2 separate regions of the Homo sapiens genome follow, and region 2 is linked to region 1. Evidence: chromatin loops called from intact Hi-C (ENCODE). Cell type or tissue: chondrocyte. All regions are shown on one strand. Links, peaks and the distances in the headings refer to the core of each region. The heading gives the core; the rest is flanking DNA.

Region 1 (10,521 bases), core at 2,848-7,847:
AGTATAATAAACTGTCATAACTGTGCCCCAGATCTGCCATTCCCCTTCACATAGACTCTCCATCCTCTGCCATCTTGTTTCTTGCTTGGGAGGTCAACCCCTAAGGCCCATAGCAATAGGTGCTCCTTTCCTCAGGCTTGCTTTTGGGTTAGCAAACAGAGAGTCCCAGCAGATCATCAAAGGGAGAGAGGAAAGCATAGTTGGTTGCCTCAGGCTGGTCATGTCCCTCCACAGAAGGGCACAGTTCTCAAAACACACCATTTTCTCCTTTCAATTTCCAATACCATTATCTCAACTCTTCCTTTTGGTCCTAAGGTTGGCCACACCTGGTATATTAGCCCCAAGGCACTGTACTATCTCGGAATTTCTCTCGGCTCCCGTGCTACCCCTTTTACGTAGTCCCCTTACAAAACACCTCTGCCCCCTCACGAATTATCCTAACTTGAGCGTGCCACCAGATTCTACTTGGGCTTGATTGATGAAGTTAACAGCCTCAGGAAAAAAATGTTTTAAACTCTTAAACGTAATAAATAGCGCTTAGAAATCATGTTAAATTCTTCTGCAAATCAAGAATGTATAACTTTCCTTCTGCTTGTAAAATAAATAGTTAAAACATTTTTAAGTAAAATGACTAAAGAACTTACTAAAGCCTTACTTTATCCTTTACTGGACAATCAACATGTTGCAATATAACCTCTGACTTAAGAGACCATCCTTCATTTTTCACTTAGCACCTGTTACATACCAGACGCTCTGCTAAGCGATGGAGTTGCAGCTATTGATAAGAGACAATCTCTGCCTTGAAGGAGCTCACATATATGCACCGATTATTATAATGCTGTGTGACAAGGGTGATGAGAAGAGAAAGTGTGTTATAACTCAGCTCAAGATACAAGCAAAAGTTTCCAGCAAGAAGAGGGATTTTTTCTTTTTAACTGAAAGAAACTGAACCCTTTTATACCTGGAGGGTAGGAACAAATTTCTGGAAGAGAAGCCAAAAAATAAAGTTAAGAGTAAACATGAAATTAAGGTGTTAGAAGCTAATTACATGTCACTTTTTTAAAAAAGAAACACTTAAACAAGAGACACCTTTTGTTTACGTGGATGATGCAGGGTTGAGTATTTTAAATTATGAAAATCAGTTTCAGCGCTGCAATCCAGAAGGACTCTATCTCCACCCAAGGATTTATGATTACTCAGCCATCTGTGACCAACAGTCCCCACAGAATTGTTCCAAATTTATTCTCCAAAGTTAAGCCTATGATGGAAAAAAAAATCTGGCACCCGGGCAGTACGTGAACATCTGGATTCATTTTGAACAGATAAGAACCAGATACCTGATATTTTAAATTTTTAATGACCATAAGGAATAATGCAGAAATATATTATTCTATTGTAATAAAGTAGAAAGAATTAATTAAATATATTGGAAGCATACTGAAAGTGGTTGCAATACCAAAAGGTCTATGAAATTGCAGAATACTGTTTTGAAGATTTACTTTTAGAAAACAGGAGGCCACAGGGAAAAGATATTGAATCCTAAAAGTCAATTGAATATAGGATTCATTGTCCCAAATTTTGTTTCAATTGGAAGATCGGTCACTGTAACAATTGTTCTTGAAAATGCATTTCAAATTTGAATGTCTGTAAGTTAGATAACACATACATGATATGGCTGGCAAGGGACGGAGTGGACCTCGTTCCCAGAGAACAAAATATAATTATAGAAAAACTAATTCTAACTTGAAAGCCTACAGCTTTAATTACAGCCTTCCTTAGACCAACACACTAACAGAGGAAGGATAATCAGAAGCATCGGCAAGCAGTCCTGATCACTGGGAAAATCTGTCCCAATGTCTACTTTTTCCACAGCCCTTTGTGCTTCTCCAGATTCACTGCAGAGATGAATATATTAATAGATGGAAATGGGCTGGGTGCGGTGGCTCACGCGTGTAATCCCAGCACTTTGGGAGGCCAAGGTGGGCGGATCACGAGGTCAAGAGTTCAGGACCAGCCTGACCAAGAGACCAGCCTGGCCAATATGGTGAAACCCCATCTCTACTAAAAATACAGAAACTAGCTGGGCATGGTGGCAGGAGCCTGTAATCCCAGCTACTTGGGAGGCTGAGGCAGGAGAATTGCTTGAACCCAGGGGGCAGAGGTTGCAGTGAGCCGAAGATTGCACCATTGCACTCCAGCCTGGGTGACAGAGAGAGACCCAGACTCAAAAACAAACAAAACAAACAAAATAGATGGAGATGTAGTTCTTAATCTTGAAAGCTCACATCTATCTCGATTGCATTCTGTTATAGCAGCCTAGACTGAGTAAGACATCTGTACAATCAGAAGCTTGGACAAGGTACCAGTTCTAAGCCAGGCACAGAGGAATCAGGGATGGGTATGTCCTGGCCTTAAGACACAATCTAGTGTAGAGATAATAGGAAGATTCAATAAAGCAAAGCAGTGAGGCTGCTATGGAACACAGAGAAAAGGAACTTAATCCCAGACTTTTTGTGACTCCTTTTCTTCACAGCAGATAAGGCCATGTGAACAATGGGATCATTTGACCTTGAACCCATTGACTCATTCTAGAGTTAGATACAAACCCAACACAAGAAGTAGAATGATATGAAAAGTTACCCTTACATATTTACAAAATTTAAAAGCCCATGGAGGGAATATACAGAAGCATCAGTGGAACAAATTGAGAGTAGAAAATGTTCCCCAAATGGTGATCTCATTATAAGTTAAAGGTAGCACTTCAAATCATTAAGGAAATATTATTTAATAAATATTAATAGCCAACTATACAGCCACTTGTTTTCATTAAACATTTAAATATTTACATGAAAATGACAAATTCCAGAAATGTACCTGGAAAAGGGGTGGATGTAAACAGGCCTGTCTTTCCAGGCCTCAGGAATAACAGCAGAGCAAGGCCTCCAACTCTACTCTTTTGCAAAACACTAGGACGTCATAAGGCCTTCTGTGCAGAGAGCTGGGGATTAGGGTGGTGGCGGGGGGAGAGAGGTCTCAACAAGAGACAATAGCAGGGCCAGAAATAAAAGGTTGGTCCTATGTGATAAAGCAAATCTTGGGCCAATAGTGCCTGTCCCCCAAGAAGCGGACCAGCAAAGGGAGCTGCTCTAGCTTGCCACCAAGAACGATGAATATCCCCTCCTTCCTCCAAATGTAATGAGATTATCTGCACATATTCCTTTATATGAGTTTCTGTATGTTTCCTTCCTGAGAATTTATAAAAAGCCTCTTACTAGGTAAAGTATATGAAGTTTTTAACGTCTGTAATACATATATATATATATATATAAAAAACCAAGATACTTTCTAGAAGGAGTATACCAATTTTTACTCCCACCAACAGTGTGTGATGTGCTGCCAGTATTGAGTAGTAGCTTTTTTTTTATTTTAGCAAATAGGTGAAGAATTGTATCTCGCTGTTATAAATTGTATTTCCTTGTTGCTAATGAGATTCAAATTGCTTTCAACTTTCAGTCGCCTGTGATTATCCTGGTGTGTGTGCATGTGCACACAGATGTGTATGTGTGTGCAAATGTGTGTGTATCCTCTGCTTTAGACTGCTATTCTTTTAAATTGGCTATGTCAGTATAATTTCATCTCTCTACATACCAATGTCTTGTCATGCTGACTATAATGGAACTTGGTCATAAGATCACCCAACATAAGACTTCTAACTGTCAGAGGAAGGTTTTACAGACTGTGCAGAATTTACCTGTTGATAGAGGTTAATTATAAATGTTTGTTCTTTTCTAAATCTTTCCCAATGCCTCAGCGACTTGTGGAGAGATGCCCAAGATTTGGTTTAAGGTAGCTAGACTTATAAATATTTTAGATTAAGTATACAAAATACATTTATTCAATCAGGGTACTACCCCTGATTGTATAGCACCTGTACAGCACTTTTTCTTTCCATTTCAAGTCCAAGTATGGGAACAAGCTCATTATTCTAAACAATGAATAGTACTGGTACCATCTCTTTATAATTTATGTCTTGATTCAACACATAATGCATCTTTTAAAATCATACATTTTTTTCTCGTAAGGGATTCATTTGGCAGGAGACTTTTCTTAATCACATCATGTTTCTTAACAACTCAAAGAGATATTTTAAGACACTTAAATATCTTTCAAATGTTCCCTCCAATTTTTATTTTTAAATCCTTAAATTTCTACTTAGCACAAAGTTTTTCCTTACAACTATTTCTTTTTTAGAATGAATAATAATTCACTGTGAACACATTAATGTAATACTAGTGCAGATCATTTAAAAGCAGTTATTCAAAGTAATAATGCTCATTCTCAGTCTACAATCACTTGGCCACATATTACATCTTGACCCTTTCATTTATTGAGCAACTACTATAAATTGACACTATGCTCTGTCGTCATGAATGTGAACAAGACAAAGACTCAACAATCAAAGTGTTTATAATTAAGGTTGCCAGGTTTAGCAAATAAAAATATTAAATTTTTGGTTAATGTGAATTCTAGATAAATTCTTTTTAGTGTCAGCATGTTTCAAATATTTTATGGGATTTAGTTATACTAAAAAACATTTAGTGGCATGAACCCGGGAGGTGGAGCTTGCAAGGAGCCAAGATTGTGCCACTGCACTCCAGTCTGGGCAACAGAGCAAGACTGTCTCAAACAAACAAACAACAACAGCAAAAAAAATTTAGTTCATCTGAAATTCAAACTTAACAGGGCATTTCATATTTTTTCTGGAAATTTAGTTATGATCTAATAGAAGAATAATAAAAATCATGATGTATTTAATAAAGATAAAATAAACAGTTGTATTAAGCACTAGAAAATAGGAGCTTAAGCTAGGCGTGGTGGCTCACACCTGTAATCCCAGCACTTTGGGAGGCCCAGGTGAGCAGATTACTTGAAGTCAGGAGTTCGAGACCAGCCTGGCCAACGTGGTGAAACGCTATCTCTACTAAAAATACAAAAATTAGCTGAGCGTGGTGGCTCATGCCTGTAATCCCAACTACTCTGGAGGCTGAGGCAGGAGAATTGCTTGAACCCGGGAGGCGGAGGTTGCAGTGAGCCGAGATTGCGCTACTGCACTCCATCCTGGGTGACAGAGTGAGACTCCCTTTCAATCAATCAATCAATCATCATCAATAAAATAGTAGTTTAATCATGCTATGCAAATTGAGAAGTGGAAGATAAGAGAAGGATTTATTAAAGAGTTGTTTCTGAACTGGGTTTCAAGCAAGCAAGTTATATTCAGACAAATGGTAACCACTGGAGTTCCAGAAAAGGGGGAAGGCAGAAGTAATGTTGGACTCAAGAAAAGAGCCACATTTATCCTCATAATTGTGGTCCATTTGGGCTGGCAAAGAAGTTTATACTGGGAGATATAAAACAAGCGGTACCATAAATAATGTAGGTAAGTCTAAAGTGATAAAGTATGAAAAATATGCCGGGCGCCTGTAGTCCCAGCTACTCGGGAGGCTGAGGCAGGAGAATGGCGTGAACCCGGGAAGCGGAGCTTGCAGTGAGCCGAGATTGCGCCACTGCAGTCCGCAGTCCGGCCTGGGCGACAGAGCGAGACTCCGTCTCAAAAAAAAAAAAAAAAATATGCACCACATTATAGTTCTAGTATATTAATTGTAAATTCAAGGGTACAATAGTTCAACAGTACGGCTCGGTGATGTAATTTCTGTCTAGGAAAAACAGCTATTTATATCAAGAGTTATAGCCCCCTCTACTGGTCAAAAGGAGAAAAATCCTCCGTTGATACCAAAATACAGTGGTTGGACAGACTGGATATTTCATTAGAAACCATTTAGTAATATTGGCAGTTTTGTGGAATGTCTTATTTTAAGCTGCACAAGTCTTTTTATAAATACTGCAATTCAGAAACGAATTAATAATACAAAACACTCCAAAAGTTGGGGGATTCCTTTAAAGCCATTAAATGGAAAATGTTAGATTGTTCAAATGAAGCTCACTCAAGTTCTTGCTTTCCTCACCAAGATTAGGGTTCTTTTCTGTCTAATCTGACCAAAAGTCCCCAGATGGCAAACACTAAGTCTGTTATAAAATACATTTTCTAACTACCTATAAAAGAACTATGTGTAAATAAGACTTACTCTGTGAGCCTGTAGAAATACTGCTTTCATCCCAAACCCATGGAAATGAGCACTGCAAGAGCGGCTTAGCAATCTTCAGTTGAAACAATTGGCCCCGAGTGGTTCTTATTGGACCACTTTGGGAGCATTTCTCCAAAGGAAATACTCTTCAGTACACTAAACTTCTTCAGCTGCTAACTTGCTGATTGACTCCTGGGTACCCTCAATTAATCAGCACCACCTGTTTAACAAAAGCAAATCACTCCCTATTGTCTGTTAGATCAACTCTGAAATCTCTCTCTGGCAGGAATTTAATCTCTCCGCCAGCTGGTCTTGACTCACCTGCTCACATTCCTGTCCAAAGCCTGGATTCCAGCGAGGGTTCCTCCTCATTGTTCCCCGCTCTGCCATGGGTCTCCCTGAAAAAAAAAAATCACCCCTACAGGAAAATGTAACTTCTCCTCTCTTTTCAGGGTCTACCTCAAGTCTCCACATCTACTGTACTGTGCAGCTACCACCTACCATGTCTTAACTCTCTAAATCCTTCATATTCATTATGTTTTAGACTTGCTCCTCTATGTCATGTTGTATTTACTGTTTTCTTGTCAATTTCTGAGCCAATACATGTGTAGGACCCCCTGGAAGGTTAATAATTTGGTACCTTTCTAATTCATGTTAGTTACATGTTAATCCAGAAGAGATTCATGGGGTATGAGGAAGCACATAGGGCAGGGACCACAGAGCACAGTCACTACCCTACTGTTTCGAAGACCTTCCTACTTCACTCCCTAAAACACAAGCCCTACAGTATGGCGTATCTCTAAGGGTCTCACCACCCTCTTCCTCACCCTCAAGAAGCTACTTGAAAACATTCATTCCAGACACACATAGTGCATACTCTCAGAAATGATTTGTTTATAGGATCTTCTCGGTCTTGTTATTTTTCTACTGATATTTGGCATGCCCTCCAGACTGAGACACAGCAGTTGCCTGGCTAGCCTACTCTGTGGCCAGCTCTGTATATATTAAAGTAGTGCTTGGCTCCTCAGCTACCATGTTCAGATACTTTATTTTAGTCTTCTGTATGTGCAATGGGATCTGTCATAATTCAGCATACACTAAAACTGTTTTTCTTCTTTTTTTCTTCACCTTTTGAGTTTGGGGTTACATGTGCATGATGTGCAGGTTTGTTACAAAGGTAAACATGTGCCATGGTGGTTTGCTGCATAGATTATCCCATCACCTAGGTATTAAGTCCAGCATCCATTAGCTATTCTTCCTAATGCTCTTCCCCCCTCCACACTGCAGCAGGCCCCAGTGTGTGTTGTTCCCTGCCATATGTCCATGTGTTCTCATGGTTCAACTCCCACTTATCAGTGAGAATATGTGGTGTTTGTTTTTCTATCCCTACATTAGTTTGCTGAGGATAATGGCTTCTAGCTCCATCCATGTCCCTGCAAAGGACATGATCTCATTCCTTTTTATGGCTGCATAGTATTCCATGATGTATATGTACCATATTTTCTTTATCCAGTCTATCATTGATGGGTATTTAGGTTGATTCCATGTCTTTGCTATTGTGAATAGTGCCGCAGTGAACATGCATGGGCATGTATCTTCATAATAGAATGATTTATATTGCTTAGGGTATTATATACCCAGTAATGGGATTCCTGGGTCAAATGATATTTCTACCTCCAGGTCTTTGAGGAATTGTCACACTGTCTTCCATAATGGTTGAACTAATTTGCACTCCCACCAACAGTGTAAAAGTGTTCCTTTTTCTCTACAACCTCACCCGCATCTGTTAGTTTTGACTTTTTAATAATAGGAATTCTGACTGGCATGAGATGGTATTTCACTGTGGTTTGATTTGCATTTCTCTAATGATCAGAGATGTTGAGCTTTTGTTTCATATGTAAAACTCTGGATAAATACTTGAAAAATTGACCATAATCATGGACAATCATCATTATACTGCTGTCTACCATCTCTGGTTTAAGGGCATTAAGGAGGTTTTACATCAGCATTTTGAATTTGTTTATGTTTTCAGGCTGCAAAAGTACAATTCTTTAAGGTATATGTATTACTTCAATAGAAGAATGCCTTACATACCATATAGTTACTTTAGCAATTCCAAACAACCTAAAGAATTTAATTTCTAGCCATATGACTGACAAATTAACCTGACGACACCAACACTAAAGCACTAGAAAAGCTAAATACAAGTTAGCAAACATTCTTCTGGGGCAAAGTACCTAAAAATACATAAGAGAAAAAGGATATTATCCAAAAATGTCAGGTATATTTGACAAAGAACCAAACATAAAATTGGAATATTTATTAGAAAGTAAATTTACTTGTTATAGCAGAAAACCCCTAAATATTCAAACTCTAAGACTATTATATTCACTTCTTTGACATAAGGTTTGTGTCTGCAATTATGTCTCAGCCATTGTGATCCAGAACATCAAGCTATTTTGTGTATATTATATTCAGGATTGAATTTCAGCCAGGACACAGCATAGTACATGAGACATGGCAGATACCCAATAACAGTTCGCTACATTGTTTGAAATGAACAAACCACCTTAGACTAAGTACTCTGATTTAATTAGCAAGCATCAATTTGATTTGAGAGCACCTATTATCTATTAATGAAACAAAAACAGCAGAATATATATATACACACACACACATCACACACACACAATTTATCTGATGAAGTTGCACACTAGGTATACCAGTTGTTCATTGCTACAAAGCAAATTGCTACAAACGTTGTGGCTTTAAGCAATATTAATTTGTTATATCACAGCCAGGTAGGTAAGTAAGAACTCTAGGATGACCTGACTCATTCATGGCTGGATTCTTTTCATAGGGTCTCCCAGTACCGAAACCACGGTATCAGCCGGTTGGTCTATTATTTGGAGTATATGGAAGAATCCACGTCTAAACTCATCCAGATTGTTGGCAGAAGTGGAGGTCCCCGTTTCCTTGCTGGCTATCAGCTGGAAGCCACTCTCAGCTCCTAGAGGCCACCTGCATTCCTTGGCCTCTAGGAGCTGGGAGTGGTCCCATCCATCTTTGAAACCAGCAAAGATGCATCAAATCCCTTTCCAAGCTTTGGATCCCTGATTCGTTTCACCAGTCCATTAAAACTTGGCTTTTAAAGGGGTTCATGTAATTAGATTTTCTCCCTTTTTGCCGTATAATATAATAGAATTTATAATCATGGGAGTGGTATCTCATCATATGCATATTTTCCACGGCACTCAAATGGAATAGAATTACACAAAGGTAAGGACTATTGGGGTCTTCTCTAGAATTCTGCCTACTGCATGCCAAGTGTGTTACTTAGTTGGTAGTTATGCTATATATTAAAAGAAGATAGAACATGGCCAGGTGCAGTGGCTCACACCTGTAATCCCAGCACTTTCGGAGGCTGAGGCGGGCGGATCACCTGAGATCAGGAGTTCGAGACCAGCCTGACCAACATGGAGAAACCACGTCTCTACCAAAAATACATAAATTAGCCGGGCATGGTGGCACATGCCTGTAATCCCAGCTACTTGGGAGGTTGAGGCAGAAGAATTGCTTGAACCTGGGAGGCAGAAGTTGTGGTGAGCCGGGATCATACCATTGCACTCCAGCCTGGGCAACAAGAGTGAAACTTCGTCTCAAAAAAAAAAAAAAAAAGAGAGAAGAAGATAGAACATATACTTATTAATTTAACAAACATCTATAGCACTCCATGTACCAGATGCGATTACTACAAAGATTAATAAACCATAGTCCCTGCCCCCAAGGAGATTGACTTATAAATATGTCTTTACTGTGGTGAGTGCAAGAATGGAGAACTCTTGAAGATATAAGAGATGTGTCTGAAACTTGACATGGGACCCAGATGGGTACTAGCACGAGATACTAAAATCTAAGCAGCATATCAGATGGTAGAGGGCCTTGCACATCATGCTAAGGGATTTGGTTGTATTCTGTAGTTGATACAGAGCCCTTGGTAGTTATCAAGCAAGGGAATGGCATGAGATTCCTGCAAACAGCAGCCATCCAGACATTGACAATGTCACTAGCAATAAATAGTATAATACCAGCTTCAGCATATGCAGACTGACTCACTATTATCCTTACTGTTTGGGGAGAAGCAAATTCTAACGACCTAGTGGCCAAAAATATTAGTGCAATTTTCAAAGGAACCTAATTTGTTAACTCAACCATCATCTCGGCACTGAGAAAATCTGACTCAACCCGGCATCTCTTCCATCGATATTCTGTGACAAATTTCTAATTCACCATAATCTACTATGTCATCCTTCCAAACTTTCATGACTTTCCCACCCACCCTCTGCCAGGCTTTTCAACTACCCACAAAAAAAAAGAT
Region 2 (10,521 bases), core at 3,447-8,446, 620 kb before region 1:
AAAGCTGATATGTCTATTTGCACGTAAGTACCCAAGAGACACGGTATCTGTTTACAGGATGTGCTGCTCCTCGTTGAAGGTAACTTGCTCTGAAGCTACATTCACATAGGAGTGGGGCTGAATACACTTTCCCATGGTGTTCATGTCTCCTCCAGCCTTATTATTTTAAGAGCCAGATTCTAGAAATATCAGTCGCTCTTGGCAAGTTCTGGCTCTGTTGGGGGCTCTCTGCAAACTCTGCTTTCAAAATGCGTGATGCTTTAGGTTTTTTGAACAAAACAAAAAAGTACAGTAAGACAACTACGATTCTCATCACTGCCTGCCCAGTTGACAGCTTCTCACCTGACTTCCTATGATATATCTTTTGTTTGAAAGTTCCCTGTAATCTAATGGCAGCTGCTTTTGGTTCTTTGAATTCACTTATTTTCCTTGTATGATGAGTTATCATGGCTATAGCTTAGGAGGACTTGCTAAGCTCTCAGATCTCATTCTTGGTAACTTTTCCTTTAATTCTACATCAAGTAAGGTCATACGGATTGAACATTCTATGTATGGCAGGTATAAAGTGTCACATCCATACTTGAGATTTCATCCTTTTCTTGACTGATATAGTTAGAATTTTGGACCAACATGAAGCCATACGTTGTACATTGAGTCTTCTGTAATGTGCTGGTAACCATCTCCATTTAGCGGTTCAATAATTTTTGACAATACACCTGCCAAGCTAGCTTTCCAACTTGCCTTCTATAGAGAGTTTCGTGTTGAAAATTCCCTAGAGATGTGGCTATGACTTAGGTGTCTTTCAGAGTGACTGCTCTTCTGGTTCATGTACAAAGTGGGGCCGGGCTCAGTGGCTCACTCTTGTAATCCCAACACTTAGGGAGGCCAAGGCAGTTGGATAATTTGAGGCCAGGAGTTCGAGACCAGACTGGGCAACATTGTGAAACCCTGTCTCTACTTAAAAAAAAATTTATATATATATACAAAAATTAGCTGGTATGGGGTGCATGCCTGTAATCCCAGCTATTTAGGAGACTGAGGCATGAGAATCCCTTGAACCTGGGAGGCAGAGGTTGCAGTGAGCCGAGATCATGCTACTGCACTCCATCCTGAGTGATGGAGTGGGACCCTGTCTCAAAAAAAAAAAAAAAAACAAAAAAAAACCAACTCCCAAAACAACAAACAAACAACAAAACAAAGCAGCCCTCTCTGGCATGTTTGCTTTTTTGAGAATTGTTATCCACAGAAACAGTTCCTGAATATCGACCTCAATAATTTTTAAGTACATTTGCAACTTGTTGACTTGCGGAATTCCTAGAGGACAAAAAGCATGTGTTAATACATCCTACTAGGTCTTACATCTGAAAACTTGGGCTATCAAAGCACAATGAATTCAAATGACCTTGATATAAAACTTTGTCTTCTTACTTTGGAGAAGAGTCATGTGATCCTTGTTTTGAGTTTTGAGTTTTGTTTTGCTTGATATTACAGGAGAGTACACCTTGGCAACTCTCCTGGAGAATTTTGGTGTTCCCCTCAGTTTTATCTAAGTCTAACATACTTACCGTTCATTTTATGCCATTTGTCTTAAGTCAGGCCCTTTGGTTTCAGCTTCCTTTACTAAGCCTTGCATTCTTCCATTCAATTCATAGGCATACACTACTCATTAGTCCTACAATATACTAAGTTGATAGTTGGCAGTTATTAGGCTCTTATTATAAATTGGGTACCATTGTAATTATATGCATTAACTCACTTACTCTTCACAACAACCCTATAATTTAGGTATTAGTGTTATTTCCACTTTACAGAAATGGAAATTGAGCCTCTGGGAGATTAAGAAACTTTCACAGCTCCTAAATGAGGAAGCTAGTATTCAAATTAAGACCCATCTGATTCCAAAGCCATAAGAATATACGGCTTCCCTACATAACTCCAGGCAGACTCTTTCTGGTTAGAAATGTACAGTTCTTCAGTCAAAGGAGTATATGTTCTGAAATGAAATTTGGAGACCGCAAAATTAAAGATAAATAGCAGATCTAGTCCCAATTTTTTTTTGTATTTTTTATGTCTGATTCTCTAGACAGTCCTTGGGTTTGTTAATTTATTATTATTTTTTCCTGTTCTAAGAAATGCTATTTCTGCTTAAGTGCTGCTGGATTTGGAAATCATTTTCATGACTAAATATTTGTCTGCCTGGTGAGAGCCCAGCGTAGGGCTGTGCTGTCCGTAGATACTCAATACTGATTAATGGATGGCCGTGCATGTCTGTGTGGGAGTCGTGTGCTTAGGATCTGCTCAGCTCTCTGAAAGCAACAGAAATGGTGTGGGGAAGAAGAAAATCACAGGATTGTGATCCAACCATGATCACGGCTTTCTGGATTGGACTTCATCTTCTGGAGGGTCCACAAGGTCCAGGTACAGGTGCAATGGGAGTAGGGAGCCTGGTGTTTTCTTGAGAGATGGTTGGGAGATGCTGCAGAAATGAGAGTCCAGGGCCCACTTCCAAGATTCTTATCGAATATGAGAGAAAACTTGGTTCTCTAATGAGGACTGAAGAAAATCAAATATTTTTTTAATTGACACGTTTTCTATTATTATATATATGAAGATGATGAGTAATATGCCATATCAGATGGTTTATCCAAACTGTCAGAACAAGAGCTGAAGCGTGAGTAACTTTGCAGAGAACCTTCTGGGAAATTCAAGCAGTAGAAAGTCTCAGTAACCAGCCATAAGTTCGTTTACTACCAAGTCATCCTTGAAAATTGTGGGGGAACCAAAAGGTTCCCCCAAAGTGCACAGTGAGATACTTCTGGAGGAGAGGAAGGAGACCAAGAATTTAAATTTGCTTCACTACAGAGCCAAATATCCATGTGTTGCCCAGGCTTGTGCAGTTAATAGAAAGTCTGGGGTCAGCCACGTGGCCTGGGAGGGAGTGACTTCATGATGAATGATGACTGCTGAGTGCCTTTCTAAATCTCAGCAGAGCTTTAAAATGTGAGGGCACTCACTTGCAAAATCAAATTTGCTTTGGCGTCAGAGAAAGTAGGAGGAAAGCCTCAGTTACTAGAACTAGTATGGCCAGTCTCGGGCTGGGATGGGATATATCCATATTGTGTAGAGGGGAGTACAGCAGCAAGCTCATTGAATGGCATTGATCCTCCTGGAAGCTCTCTGTTTCGGTCTCATCATCTGCATGAACAGAGAGTCCATTTCAACTCTTAATATTTTATAAGCATTGATGAGCATTTTATGAGCATTTGACTCCAATATATCTTAAGCGTTAGTCAATGGGAAAACTCCACATAGCTTGAGGTTTTGATGAGAACTTCTCTATACATCTCTACCTTTTAAAAACTCCTTTTGTGTCACCTACAGAACTCTTCATAGCAATAGAGAGGCCTTATGAAATTTGATAATCTGGTGCATCAGAGTTTTATTAATATCCTACCCCCCCAGTGCTGGCAGCAAACCTCACCATTTTGTCCTCCAAAAGGAAGGTGACTTTTAAGAAGCAATCCAGAAGGTGTGTTAGGAAAGTAAGTATTATGGCCAGGAGACAACTTATTATGTGTTTGCTCCTTAAAAATATGAAAATAAGGCAGCTCATGTGAACAAAAATATTATGGAACTATGTGTATAATTATGCCCAAGCAATAGGCGCGCATTTATAAAACCACTACCCTAAAATAAAAGTTAAGGGCTTGAGAAGTGGGAAGCCCTATTTTCCAATACCAGGAGCAGTGTGGCTCTCTCAGTAGCCAGGAGGTGGAGACCCCCACCCCGCTGAGCCACACAGCACAGCTTTTAGGGTTGATTCTCCCAGCCAAGGCCTGAAGGAGCTACTGACATTTCTCTTAAAAGAATCATTCAGTCTTTGTTTCCTTCTGTCTGCTCGTTTGACCTTATTTTGTTTTGAAACAGAGAAGAAAGAAAGAAAGAAAGAACTAAATTGGTGGGGTGGACTGGAGTAGGCTGGGGGGCGGGGAGATTGAGGCACAGGGAGGAAAGGAGAAGTCCATGCTGTGACACCCGCAGACAAGATCACAGGCTGCTGATCGTCACCCAGGATGTTACTGTTTGCTTGCTGTAGTCTTATTTGTTCCTGCTTTTCTCATTTCAGATTCTCACCCTGATGTAATAAGTCACCGTCTTCCCAGCCATCATCCTCGTATTGACAAGCAAATGTCACCCACGTTTGATTGACATCTGTTGCTCCTGAATGCAAAAGTATGATTTAGGATTCAATTCTACTTATTTATTTAAAGCCATTCTTGTGTGTCTTATGTATTTGTTGGTGGGGTAACTTGCCTGATATCTACCCTGGAGGCCTTCCAGTAATATGATAAACCATGCTGTTCCTTCTGCAGCTCACCCACTGAGAATGGGGGCTCTTCTTTCTTGTATTTCTCCTACTTCTCCCCTCCCTCAATGTATATTCGGGAAATCTGCTATGGAGCTTATAGAACTCTTTCCATATGCTAGGAAAAGACCTTGCCCAGCACTTGTGCAAAAGCTTCTTGCTTGATCTTTTGACGCCATTTTGACAAGTGGTTATTTCTTGTACATTTAGCGACTTTAAGTAAACGCAACTTCAGGGCCATTGGCGGTATCCCCCGAAAGACTGCTAGAACTGTAAGACTGTAAGCACAGTACGTATGTATGCACTCACCACGGTGCAGCATTTGTAAAAAGGACCAACCCCCTCCTCCCCCAGAGGCGGTGGACATGTTCATTTAAAATCATTCACAAATGTTCTTTGGCTTTTCAACATACCTCACTGTTCTTGGGGCAACATCTTATTCATTTACAAGGCAGAGGAGGAAAACCATCAGGTTAAAAGAAAATCACATCTACCATCTGGAAAATTCTAAAAGGCCCTCCTTCTGTTAACAGTGGCATTTTGAAAACACCTGAAGCACTGATTGTAGAGGAGCTAGCAAAGAAACTGTCAACTCAGCCACCCTCCTTTCAACCTTCACCTCCACCCTCCAACTGGGGCTGCTGGCAGTGGGGAAATCGGGGATTTAGGTGTGACCCTTGAGCTCTGAAAGCTGTCGCACAGCTGTCTCCCTTCCCCAGGTGGGTCCAGCAGGACCTGCCATCGCTTGGTTCAGCAAGGGAGTATTCAGAATCTCACTGTTCATCCATGTGCAGAGAGAGAAAAAAAGAGAGGCCGAAAAAAAAAAAAAAATCCCACATTGTCAGAGTAATGCCAAACTCTCTCTGAGTGGGATGAGCAGAGCAGATGCTGCAATGAGATGCCAAAGCGGCTCCCCTTCCTCTGTGCCTTGGGTGCCTATAAATTGCTCCGGCGCGCGTTTGTCAGCCTCCTCTTCTCCTGGCAGGTGGTACCCAGGCAGAATTCTGCCTTCAGTCTCTCTCTCGCTCCGCTCCCGGCCGTGAGGCGCTCGCCGCTGCTCGCTCGCTCCTCCGCCCCAGCTCTGAGCCTCGCCGTGCCGACCGTGCCCGCCGCCGCCGCCGCTGGGCGCACCCGGGGGACGCCCGGGCCCACGCGGGGCTTTGGGGTGCGCGTCTATTCGAGTTGTGGTGGTGGCAAAGGAGGAAGAGAGAAAGGAGGCAATAAAAAAAAAAGGCAGCGGACGGGCGAACTGAGCGAGCGAAAGAAGAGGAGGAGGAGGCAGAAAAAGGCAACTTCAGACGGAAAGTTGGTGCGAACAGGCGCAGTCTGCAAAAACGGAAAAGTCGATCGCAGGCGGCGGCGGCATAAAAGTGTGAGCTGCCCGGGCGAGCTCAGGAGGCGGCGGCTGGCTCTGCCCTCCCGGTGGCCGCGCCGGCGCCGGCTGCAGCCACAGGTGCGAAGGAGCTCGCGGGGGGCGAGGGCGCCCCGCGCACCCCTCCCCCGGCCCCCACCCCGGGCTCGGGACTTCGGCTCAAGTCACTGGGCGCCCGCGCTCCCTCCCCAGCCGCAGCCTCCGCGGGGGGAGCAGGAGTCGGCAGCAGCGGCCGGCGCACGCACGCCCAGGGGAGTTGGGGTTCGCAGGGGGTTGTTTTCGGCTCTGAAGAGGTCCCCGCCCAACCTTCAAAATTCTGTCCAAAAGCAGACAAGAGGATCGCCCCGCGCTGAGCCGGCTGGTGGGCAGCAGGAGGCGCCTGATCGCCGCCGGGGCGCTGGGGGTGGTGATGGTGCTGCTGCTGGTGATCCTCATCCCGGTGCTGGTGAGCTCGGCCGGCACGTCGGCGCACTACGAGATGCTGGGCACCTGCCGCATGGTCTGCGACCCCTACGGGGGCACCAAGGCGCCCAGCACCGCTGCCACGCCCGACCGCGGCCTCATGCAGTCCCTGCCCACCTTCATCCAGGGCCCCAAAGGCGAGGCCGGCAGGCCCGGGAAGGCGGGTCCGCGCGGGCCCCCCGGAGAGCCCGGGCCACCCGGCCCCATGGGGCCCCCGGGCGAGAAGGGCGAGCCGGGCCGCCAAGGCCTGCCGGGCCCGCCCGGGGCGCCCGGCCTGAACGCGGCCGGGGCCATCAGCGCCGCCACCTACAGCACGGTGCCCAAGATCGCCTTCTACGCCGGCCTCAAGCGGCAGCATGAAGGCTACGAGGTGCTCAAGTTCGACGACGTGGTCACCAACCTCGGAAACCACTACGACCCCACCACCGGCAAGTTCACCTGCTCCATCCCGGGCATCTACTTCTTCACCTACCACGTCCTGATGCGCGGAGGGGACGGCACCAGCATGTGGGCTGATCTCTGCAAAAACAACCAGGTGAGCGCGGGCGGGCGGCGGGGAGGGCGGGGAGGGAGCGCGGGAAGGTGCGGGCGAGAGGGAGGAGACCCCGGAAATGGGGGTGGGAGCCCGCGGAGGAAGGGCGCGGCGGCCGGGCTCCCTGGAGCGACGGCAAGGGGGGACGCCGTCCCACCCTGGAGAGGCGGGGGTCGTGCGCGCAGGAGGGCGCCCCGCGGCCTGGAGAGGGCAGTTCCGGAGTCTGGGACCCTCGATCGGTGCGCGCCCCTGCGAGCGCGACCCTCGAGGGGCGGGAAGCCGGGAGCTGGGTCCCGGGGACAGCTCGTGCGCTGGGGAGTCCCGGCGCGGGAAGCGACCCCTGGCCGTGGGATCCTCCGCAACAGAGGGTAGCTTACGGGCTTTCTGGGGAGTGGAGAGGCCTGGGGGAGTCCGGAATGGGCGTGGCAGGGTGACCGACTCGGGGGTGGTAGACAAAGGCCGGAGGGAGAAACAAGGGCCCCGAAGGAATGAGTCCAAGCAGGGCTCAGCCACAGCGGAGGAGCGACCGTGGGGCTCGCCGTCGCCGAGTCCTTGCGGTGTCCCAGGCCGTGAAACTCACATATAGTCAATTTCAAGGCGCAAACTCCAGTTTCGTCTTCAGCCAAAAAATAGCGGAGGGGAGAGGCAAGGAGTGCTGATAACAAAAAGAATAGTTGAGATTCGGGGGTTCATGCGGTGAAACACAGCGCGCAGCCAGACTCAGAACCCAAACTCTCTATGGAGTCGGAGGACGCTCAGGCAGGTGGCCTGGGGGGCGACCGGTTCGAGCCCAGCCCCGGGTCTATCGGCCTCTGGACCAGCCGGCCAAGAGGATTTGATTCCCTGAGCCGGTCGGCGCCGCTACAAGGGCTACGCATGGGTCTGCAGTATTCTGCTGGGGCCACTTTACTGTGGAGAAATTCGAGGTCATTGCAAAACCGAAGCTTGTTTGATCTCTTAGTCAAAGGAGGAAAATAATATTTGTAACTACCTAAAAGTGTAATGGGACCTTCTGTGCACGCTGAATCAGTAGCCACTGAGGCGAGGCCTTGCAGCCTGCAGCCTGCGGTGTGGGCTGAGTTTCTCGGTTTTAACTTTGCTTATTGAGTGGCATAGGGGATGGCCCGCGACCCTGGCATCGCCATCAAGAGACCTCCTCTCCTGCAGCAACTTTGACTTAACGAGGTCTATTGGGCTTTAGGTAACTCGACCCCTGGACATTCAGAGATTCTTAGCTATAACCCAGGTTTCTGTTAAGCACCATTCAAGCAGGATTCGGAAGACCTACTTCAGTGTCAGAATTCTTTCAAAAGTGAAAGACCAAAAAAAAAAAAAAAAAAGTCCTAAATGCGTAAGAGAGAAAAAAGACAAAAAACGTCCTATTCTCTACCCTATCCTACAAATAGCTTAAGGGACCCTCAGGACACATATAACAAAAAGAGGAAAAATGGCCACCAGGAGGCACTGACAGGGTTGTTTATTATAGTTATTATGCATGAAAATAATATTAAGATAAATAAAAATTATTCACAGAACAGTAAAACAGTTATAGGCAAATGGCTAAAACGGGCAGGACTCACTGTACCAGAATGGAGCTATTGAATCACCCTCACAAAAAGGCTTATGAACAGTCCCTCAGCAGGCAGCCATGAGACACCCCTTTATTTGCAAATTGGCTCTCTTCTGACTCAAAGGTCAGGTCTGGAAAATACAATCGGGCTGAAGAGATGATTTTTAGAGGTATCAATTAAAATGAAATGATTCCAATTTTATCAGCAAATGTGTAAAAATGCTCACATCTTTAAATATCTGGAAATTGCAATTGCATGAAAAAAGAAGGGATTAATACATTTAAATTAGTTTAAATGTTGATGTCTAGACTGCTGAGCCTGTGTATATTACACTGATTTGAAGAAAATAACACCATGTAGGTGTTCTATGTGCGTTTTGTTTTTAAAATTATTTCACTGTTTGGGGTGTAAAATCTTCCTTTGTATCACACTAGCACACACATTCCATGAGGATCAGGAAAAATAGTAAGGTAAAACAGCTGACCTTATAATGTATAAGTCTTTTCATTGGTAATATTAAGCTGCTACTTCTGCAAAAGGTATGCAACAGGTAATTCAGAAAAATAAATCTATAGTGGTAAACATTTTTTTTTAGTTCAGTGTGGACTATTTTGGAAAATGGTTACTACACTACTACAGTTAAGGAATTTTATCTCTAGATTAGAACTATTTTGTCAAGTCCAGTCTGCAGGCAGTTACAAATGAGAAATCTTTTAAAATCTTTTTATTAATTTTAAATAATACTTCACTCTTGCTTTTCAATTATATTCTGGTCTGATCACTTCTTAGAATGGCAGGTTCCCTCTCTGAGCTGACTTAATTTTTCATAAAACAGAAACTCAGAGATCCATGTCAGTGTAATGTTCTATGGATTAAGTGGATTTTGAGAAGCACAAAAATTAAACTAAAAATGCAGTTCCCTCTAAGAGAGAGAAATGCTTCTGGACTGTAACCATATGAGAGCCATTTTATTTATACTTTGTGTAGAATGTAAGATCACAGATGGAAACATCAAAGACCAGTAAATTAACCTGATGTGCCACTTAACCTTTTGTTTATGATTCCACAGAAGTACAATGAAAATGAAATTACGAGAACATCAGTAGCAATTAATTAAATTACAAATGTCACCATAAATATGATCTCTAATGATAGATCCTCACTAATAAGATAATGCTAAAACTATGAAACCTATTGCAGACACAGAAACATATCCCTAAAATGACCGCAGCTCTCATACTCCCCATGAAGCCATCAACCTAAATTTAATCCTACCATTTGTTGAAAGCCCATGACAGTGCATATTAAAGGTAAAAGTTCAACTCAAATAGCTTTACATTTGGAAAGAGGAAATCTCTTTAATGTTGATAATCCTTTTAGCAGAAAACATGAAGAAAAATTGCTATTTGAATACAATCACTCTAATGCCACTATAATAAATAAGCCACTCGAATGAAAACTAATACTGTTTCAGGATTAAAAGCATAAAATAATTAAAGACCAGTTGGTACTCTTAAAAATTTATTAGTTATGGCACCGATGCCCATGAAATATTTTTAAAAGGATGAGTGGTTTGTGGGTTGGTATTCGCTTATTAGAGAGATCAATGACATGTCAAATTCATAATCTTTTTAGGGTTAAAGAAATACGGACTAAACATAAAGCAGAATCTAAATAGTTATCTTGTAATAAGAAAAGATATTAGAGTAAATTCAGGTAGAAATCGGTTGATTGCGCTGAAGGAAGGATGGATCTTATTCCCAGACAGAATGCTGAAATCACTGTACATTTAGGAATCTGGAAACAGCCTCCAGGGTGAACACATTGCCTTCCTCAATAGTTTGATGGCTTGAAAGAATTGTTGAAGTCACTGAGCTGAATACTAGAGCTTGAAATTTCAAGTCCTGTTATATCTTTAGAGTAGGATCAGGTGAGCAGCCATACCAAAATCATGCCAGGTACACTGGAGTATGGCAATTATTTAATTGGGACAGTCTTACGGTACAGTATAGGTTAAAATCTTACAGAATTACATTCATTAAAAAGCAACCACACTGGCTTGATCCAACAAAGGTGGTAGAAACTGTGAGGGTAACCTTTCAGTCTGTGGAATCACTCTAATGCATTCGCAGGAATTTGTGGTTACGCCTACTGAATAAAAATGGTGACGTTCACTCGGTTTTGTGGTTACACCCTGGAGAATAAAAATGGCATTATA

The links. Hi-C counts contacts between places; a loop is a spot of excess contacts. Peaks named below come from ENCODE experiments on the same cell type or tissue, not always from the same donor. Only the 100,000 strongest peaks of a DNase experiment are listed, where the experiment ranks them.
Region 2: it touches region 1 in a loop (4-fold over the local background); 4 of 110 quality-filtered maps call a loop at or near these places.

The regions. Positions count from the first base shown.
Region 1 is chr10:15,898,008-15,908,528 of GRCh38, reverse strand. No RefSeq gene overlaps it. Among named protein-coding and RNA genes, the nearest start is that of MINDY3, 43 kb to the right of the region's middle. In chondrocyte, for the core only: CTCF peaks have their summits at 5,563 and 5,762 (motif pointing left); no DNase peak of the experiment used is centred there.
Region 2 is chr10:16,516,692-16,527,212 of GRCh38, reverse strand. It overlaps C1QL3 (complement C1q like 3), which reads left to right and starts at 5,334. Exons shown (of 2, transcript NM_001010908.2): 1 at 5,334-6,735. The coding sequence starts at 6,148. It also overlaps a transcript of PTER not described here. RefSeq lists silencers at 5,394-5,623, 5,894-6,113, 6,424-6,483 and enhancers at 6,783-7,283, 7,284-7,784. In chondrocyte, for the core only: CTCF peaks have their summits at 5,867, 6,071 (motif pointing right), 7,983 and 8,183 (motif pointing right); DNase peaks (open chromatin) are centred at 6,262, 6,587, 7,112 and 7,539.